Regions from separate parts of the Mus musculus genome. Here regions 1 and 2 are each linked to region 3. The links are chromatin loops, found by intact Hi-C in ENCODE. Cell type or tissue: heart. All regions are shown on one strand. Region 1 has its middle 12 kb from the start of Heg1. Region 2 has its middle 18 kb from the start of Heg1. Region 3 overlaps Slc12a8 (solute carrier family 12 (potassium/chloride transporters), member 8).

Evidence for each region. Hi-C counts contacts between places; a loop is a spot of excess contacts. Peaks named below come from ENCODE experiments on the same cell type or tissue, not always from the same donor. Only the 100,000 strongest peaks of a DNase experiment are listed, where the experiment ranks them.
Region 1: it touches region 3 in a loop (2.4-fold over the local background); 7 of 42 quality-filtered maps call a loop at or near these places.
Region 2: it touches region 3 in a loop (7-fold over the local background); 6 of 42 quality-filtered maps call a loop at or near these places.

What each region holds. Positions count from the first base shown.
Region 1 is chr16:33,671,246-33,673,745 of GRCm38, forward strand. No RefSeq gene overlaps it. Among named protein-coding and RNA genes, the nearest start is that of Heg1, 12 kb to the right of the region's middle. In heart, a CTCF peak has its summit at 1,161 (motif pointing left); a DNase peak (open chromatin) is centred at 2,456.
Region 2 is chr16:33,664,998-33,667,497 of GRCm38, forward strand. No RefSeq gene overlaps it. Among named protein-coding and RNA genes, the nearest start is that of Heg1, 18 kb to the right of the region's middle. In heart, no CTCF peak of the experiment used is centred here; a DNase peak (open chromatin) is centred at 1,424.
Region 3 is chr16:33,605,605-33,608,104 of GRCm38, forward strand. Slc12a8 (solute carrier family 12 (potassium/chloride transporters), member 8) reads left to right here. Exons shown (of 13, transcript NM_134251.3): 6 at 562-649. Among named protein-coding and RNA genes, the nearest start is that of Heg1, 78 kb to the right of the region's middle. In heart, no CTCF peak of the experiment used is centred here; a DNase peak (open chromatin) is centred at 1,537; H3K4me3 peaks cover 330 bases; H3K27ac peaks cover 1,869 bases.

The DNA.
Region 1 (2,500 bases), 66 kb after region 3:
AGTGAATATTCCCATCATTCATAGAGTTTGGGGGCCACAGCCTCCTTCTAAGAGGGAGAAGTAGAGCGGTTCCCTAAATGGGGCCTGAAATAATGGGCAGCCTGAGTTTTCATTCTTCTCTAAGATACTTTATTTTGGGGTTAAAGAGGTGGCTCCATGGTTAAAAGCACTCTGCTCTTGCAGAGGACCAAAGTTTGGTTCCCAAGACTGACATGACACTCAGAACCTTCTGTAGCTCCAGCTCAAGATGACCCAACACCCTCTTTTGGCTCCTTTGGTCACCTCCATACATGTGTACACACACACACACACACACACACATACACACACACACACAAACACACACACACACACACACATACACAAACACACACACACATACACACACAAACACAAACACACACACACACCCCTAAACAAAAATAAAATATTTTAAACTTAACTAGGTGGTGGTGATGATCAACTTTAACGCCAGCACTTAGGAGGCAGAGTCAGGAGGATCTTTGTGAGTTTGTGGCCAGTCTGATCTACAGAGTGAGTTCCAGGACAGCCAGGGCTACACAGCGAAAGCCTATGTAAAAAAAAAAAAAAAATTATTTTAATTTTAGTTTAAGGGAGTATGTACATGTGATGGCATATAATTTAGCCTATGTCTAGGCTAGAAGACAACTTTAGGTAGTGAGTTCCAGACCGGTCAAAGGCTCGTTCTTTCTCTTTTGTTTTGGTAACACAATAACAACAATCTCTCTCTCTCTCTCTCTCTCTCTCTCTCTCTCTCTCTCTCTCTCTCTCTCTCTCTCTGTGTGTGTGTGTGTGTGTGTGTGTATGTGTGTATGGATGTGTATAGATGTGTGTATGGATGTGTATAGGTGTGTGTATGGGTGTGTGTGTGTGAGAGAGAGAGAGCGAGAGAGAGCACCTGGGTGTGCCTGTGTGCCTGTGTTCCTGGCTGTTTTTGTTAAAGAAAGCACCATATTAAAAGCTGGGGGGGGGGGGGAAGCGTGGGGAGGGCTGGTGAGATCTCACAGCGGTTAGGATCACTGACTGCTCTTCAGGAGGGAGGTCCTGAGTTCAAATCCCAACAATCACATGGTGGCTCACAACCACCTGTAATGAGATCTGACGCCCCCTTCTGGTGCATCTGAAGACAGCTACAGTGTACTTATGTATAATAATAAATGAATCTTTGGGACTGAGGGAGCAGAGTTGAGTGGGGCCTGAGTGAGCCGGGCCAACCAGAGAGATCAGGGTTGACTGGAGCAAGCAGAGGTCCTAAAACTTCAATTCCTAACAACCATATGAAGGATCACAATCATCTGTCCAGCTATAGTGTACTCATATACATAAGAATAAATAAATAAATCTTCAAAAAATAAAATAAAAGCTAGACTCACCAAATGTGGAGACTACCTTAAAGTATCGGCCATTTAATTCAGAGTCACTTGGGGGAAGTCCTATGAGCAGGTGATATCTCGAAGAATTAGCAGTCATTCTGTAGCAACCAGCAGCTTGGTGATGTGACACAGAGCACATGGTTTAAAAGATTGGGTGGTGTGTACATCCCTGGTTTGAAGTACAGCCACTTTATTTGCATGTCACAGGGCTGGTACTCCAAATGACAGCATCAATCTGAAGTGGAACACTCGTGACATGGGCAACTCTGTGGTTTTATATTAGTCAGAACTCAGCTTGCTCCTATAATAAAGATCCCTAGGTCTCAGTGGCTTGACAGTATATATGTATTTCAGCTCACGTTATAGTCTGATATCAGTCAGAGGGAGAGAGGGGCTCTGCATTGGCACCATAGACATAGGCTTCTTCAGTGTACATGCTGAAACATCTCTGCCCTCAGTCTTTGTCTTAGTTAGGTTTTCTATTGTTGTGACAAAATAAAACCACAACCAAATAGCAAGTTGGGGAGGAAAGGGTTTATTCAACTTACACTTCCACAGTACTGTCCAGCACTGAAAGAAGTCAGGACAGGAACTCAAACAAGGCAGGATCCTGGAGGCAGAAGCTGATCAAGAAGCCATGGAGGGATGCTGCTTACTGGCTTGCTTCACATGGCTTGCTCAGCCTGCCTTCTTATAGAACCCAGGACCACCAGCCCAGGAATGGCACCACCCACAATGGGCTGCCCCCGCCCCCGTTGATCACTGATCACTTAATTAAAATGTCTTACAACTGGATCTCATGGAGGCATTTCCTCAACTGAGCCTCCTTTCTCTTTGATGAGTGTAGTTTATGTCAAGTTAACATAAAACCAGTCAGTAGTCTTCCTCAGGGTTCTCAGCATCTATGACAGGGAAGAGAAGACAGCGGCACCAGAAGAGTACCAGGGAGGTGAGGGAATCAGGACTGAAAGGCTGTGTGACTTCCTCCTGTGTTCATTGGTCAGACTAGACAAGTCATCTCTACGACTGAAGGACGGGCTGGGGAATACGAGCCAGCTGGCTGCGGAGAATGGGGAGGGACTGCGTTAGAGGACATCTGGCCTGTG
Region 2 (2,500 bases), 59 kb after region 3:
CACACACACACACACACACACACACACACACACACACACAAACCTTTTAGAAGAAAATATCATAAAAACACAGTCTGAGGGGCTGGAGAAGTAGCTTAGTGGTTAAGAACACTCACTACTCTTGCGGAGGACCCAGGTTCAGTTTCCAACGCTCACATCAGACGGTTCACAACCCCCTGGAACTCTAGTTCCAGAGGATCCAATACCCTTTATCCTCCATGGACATTTGCATGCATATAGTGCACATAGCCTCATTCAGGCGCGCACACGTATACACACACACACACACACACACACACACACACGCACATAAAATTTTGTAAATATTTTTTAAAGGACACAGTTTGGAGAGATAGCTCAGTGGTCAGGAACACTTCTTTCTCTTCCAGAATACCCAGGTTCAATTCTCAGTACCTATGTGGTATCCTACAACTGACTGTAACTCCATTTCTACAGGATCAGAGATTCTCTACTGGCCTCTATAGGCACCAGAGAATGTAATATATAGCCATACATATAGGCAAAACATCAACACACATAAAATAAAATAAAATAAAATAAAATAAAATAAAATAAAATAAAGCAGAAGAAGACAGACTGAGCTGGTCATGGCTTACTAACAGGTTGAAGTAGGAAGATGGTGAAATAAAGCCAACTATTCATGAAGGGCTCAGGGTGACGATCCCTGAGGACCTCTTTTGGTTTGCTTTTGTTGACAGAGTTTCTTTTCTTTTCTTTCCTTAAGGATTTATTTATTTATTTATTTATGTAATGTATATGAGTACACTGTAGCTATACTGATGGTTGTGAGCCATCATGTGGTTGCTGGGAATTTTGATTCAGGACCTCTTCTCACTCCAGCCCTGCTCACTCCAGCCCTGCTCACTCCAGCCAGAGATTTATTTATTATTATATGTAAGTACACTGTAGCTGCCTTCAGACACACCAGAAGAGGGCATCAGATCTCATTATGGATAGTTGTGAGCCACCATGTGGTTGCTGGGATTTGAACTCAGGACCTTCGGAAGAGCAGTCAGTGCTCTTAACTGCTGAGCCATCTCTCCAGCCCTGTTGGCAGGGTTTCAGTGTGGTTCAGGCTAGCCTGGAACTCACTATATAGACCAAGCTAGCCTTAAACTAGCCCTCTGTCCTCAACCTCCAGATCAGAAGCCCCTTTTAAAGAGGAACCTGCATTCAAAAATTTTCCTATGGCTTCTGTAATTAATCACACAGATCAGATGTCTTTAAAACAGCAGAAATATATTTTTTTCATAGCTCTGGAGTACAGAAGTCTCGAATCCGTCTTACTGAGTCAAAAACGAAGGTCAAGCATCAAAGCTGAATCCAAGAATCCACAATCTTTGGGGGAGTTTGTTTTGTGCCTCCTCTAGCTTTGGTTGCTGCCAGCCACCTGGATTTGTGACCACATCTCTGCAGTTCAAAGCCAACACTGCAGGCTACAGCTGCCTTCTGGGAACATGTGAAGTCCATCTTCTACTCTGTTTTCTGAGGCATGCGATAATACAGAAGCCCAAGATAATCCAGAGCAGTGGTTCTCGCCTTTTTGCACAACGCAGAGAAGACTTTGACTGCATCTGCTTTTGCTGTTTTGAATGCTGCACACCAGGCTAAAAGAGCAACCTCTTTGAAGGAGGTAGTGAGCCGGGCTAGCCACAGAGCTTAAGTAGGATGATACCAAGGCCAAAAATAATGCACAGAAGATTCAAGAAGAGCATTGTCCAGTATGATTCATCTTACAGAGAAGAATAAGAGAGGACTGGCTCATGACAAAAATCAGAAACTGTACTCAGTGTCAGGGATTCCAAACAAAATGAGCAGCTCAGTGTTGGGGGGGGGGGGGCAGATGCTAAACAGGTTGATGTTCACAAGCTACCACTTCAGTAAGGGGAGGCAGGAAAGAGAGCGAGCAAGAGGACCAAGGCAAGGAGGAAGGATTTGAAGCTACACAGGAGCACGTGCCTCCTCGTGAAGAGACTGCAGAACACCTCTCTCAAGACCCTCTTCCAGAGGGGGGAGGAGTCAAGAGTTATCTCCTGGTTCCTGGTTCCCCAAACTAAAGGGGGAGCCTAGGAGGACATTAGCCACCTCCACCTCACTTGTAATGTGCATGCATGGGAGTGCCTAGTAGTTCTGCATGGAGTCAGCCTAACTGGAGTCCACCTGGAAGGGGTCATCACAGCTGAGATGCAACGAGTAGCCTGACTATGCACAGGTGGTACACATGGAACCTGAGGTGGCACATTAGCCAGTGTTATATAAAACCCGCATACTGCAGGTCACTACGATGAGTAAGCATGCTTGGCTCATTCAGACAAGGGTTAGGCATGTATTAGTCAGGATTCCCTGGAGGAACAGTACTGATGAAATACATAAGTCTTAACCACAGACTAGATGCCTTTAAAACAACAGAAATATATTTTTTTTCTTGGTTCTGGAGAACAGAAGTATAGAAATGATATTTCATTAGTACCTTACAGGC
Region 3 (2,500 bases):
ACCTTTCCAATGCTTCCACTGGGGTTCTTGGGACTTGAGGTAATACGGAAAAGATTTGCCAGAGTGTTCACCTCAGATTTTTGTCATTTGTAGCTCTGAACATGGCACCTGGTCCTGGCTGCTGGATGATACCTAACCCCAGAAGTGCTTGAACCCTCTGTGAATTAGTTGCTGAAGAACTCTGCAGGCCCTTTGATTCCCGCTGAGCCACTTGGGCACTGTCCCAGCTAAGCAAGCAGGCAGAGCTCAGAATGCCCCATCAGGACCTTTGTGTGGCTCTGATCACACCTCCCTCATCCTTAACACTTTCATGGAGTGATAAGATGCTTTTGTAGCAGGGAGGGGTTTCCTCCTCAGCGCACAATCCACAAAGGTCCCTTTCACATCCCTGTAGATGCCTCCCCAGTTGCCTAGGGAGATAGACAGGCGGCCAGCCTGCAGTCCTTCAAATGACAGCTTCTAGGAAAGAGCCTGGAGGAGAAGAAGGGACCACCCTGGGGAGAGCTCTTTGATTGACAGAGTACCCTGCCTCACTTCATCTCTTGTCTGGGTGTCTTTCAGGAGTCATGGCTGGCTTCAACATGGGAGGAGACCTGAGAGACCCTGCTGACAGTGTCCCCTTAGGCTCCCTAGCAGCTGTTGGCGTCTCGTAAGTTCCCCTCTTAGATTGGTCTGAGCTGGAGAATGGGAGAGAAAACCCAGGCAGAAGAGGGGGCTGCCCCTTTTGTTCTGAGAATGCCCTGGCTGTGACCAACCTATTTCGTATTCCAATCCTCCTTTTTACACTCGGTGGGCTGGAAAATTCACGTCTGGTGGGTTCTGATGCTGCCCTTTCACAGTCCTGCCTGAGAATGCTGTGGGAGGAGGGGGATCATGAATGCAAAATAATCCTTCCTTGCCCCACCCCCAACCACCCTGCCTCTTCTCCACCTTCTTTTGAACTTGGGGATTTTTTTTTTTTTTAATTCAGAGTTCCCAGGGTCATGGTGGGAACATGGGGATGAAGCATTGGGTAATCTCATAGACTAGCATCGGCATTCCATTTGTCAGCCTTCTGAGCTTCTATGAAAGGAGAGAGGGAGGGAGGGAGGGGAGAGAGAGGGAGAGAGAGAGAGAGAGAGAGAGAGAGAGAGAGAGAGAGAGAGAGAGAGAGGATGGGGATGTCTACATGTCATATGTGTACCGAATGAATGGAGGGAGATGCTACATGATGCAAGTAGCAGAAGCTCAGAGATGGGGCTCCCCCTCCCTCAGTTGCTGGTTTCTGGGGTTTTAGTTCCTATCACGCTGCTGTCACCTGACTAACAAGACCTTGAGTCTGGGTTTTTTGTTTTTTGTTTTTTTTCCTTCTAGAGTCTTCTGTTATTTCCCCTGTGTAGTAGGCAGGAGGGCACCTCTCTGCCTTCACTGAATAGGTGCGGAAATGCAGTGAGGTCATAGGCAGAAAGAACCCTGCCACGAGGAGCTGGCAGTGCCTGTGCTATTTTAATGACAGCACTTGAAAATGTTAAAATATCTGCCTGTGAATGCTTACTGACACAAGTCCCTTGCTGCCAGCCAGGCACAGGGCACCAGGCCGTGTGTATAAAAGAGGCAAGGACATTGTGAAGAGCATAAAACGATCAGGAAGAGCTGAGCATGAGAGAGGGGGAGAGAGGAGGTTCCACATGAGCACCTGTCCTGCTTTACACAGAGCTGGAAGTCAGAGGAGCCTTGTGTGTCATGGCCCAGCCGGGAATGGGCAGATCTCAGGGTCATGTGACTTAGTCAGCCACCCAGAACAGCTTGATGGCAGAGCCACTCTACAGCTTCACCTGTTAATTCTCCCCTCTGTGTCTTCATTTGCTTTCTGTTGCTGGACCTTGGGGAGGAAACAGTTAATCTCAGTATACATTCATCATGGCGGAAAGTCAGACTGGAGGCAGGAGCGGAAAGCAGAGATGATAGATGAAGGAATGCTGCTTACTGGCTTGCTCAGCTTGCTTTCTTACAGACCATCTGCCTAGGGATGGTACCACCCACAGTGGGCTGTACCCTCCGCTATCAATCCTTAATCAAGAAAATGCCGGCTATACTCACCTACGGGTCACAGGCCAATCTTACAGAGACATTTTCTCAGTTGAGGTTCCTTCTTTTCAGGTGATCCTAGCTTGTGCCAAGTTAACAAAAGCACTTAAGTACACTGTTGCCTGTGGTCTAGAGACCGGAGAGGTCCAACACATGACTGGGTAATTCTTCTACTGGAGGAAGATAGATGGACTGCAGGACAGCAGGTCAACCCTGGCCAAGTCCGGGAAGCTGGGCTTCCCATTTCCCCACTTCAATACCCTTTCTTAATATAAGATTAAAACCACTGCTACCTTGGTTTCTTTTGGCCAAGAAATACACTATAGAGTAGAAAGAGTACAAAATGCACCTTCCCAGGCTTCTCCATGGCTCCATGGCTGGCCTTCTTTCATGACTCAGGTTCCCATAGAAAACTGAGGCTTGGTGGGATTGG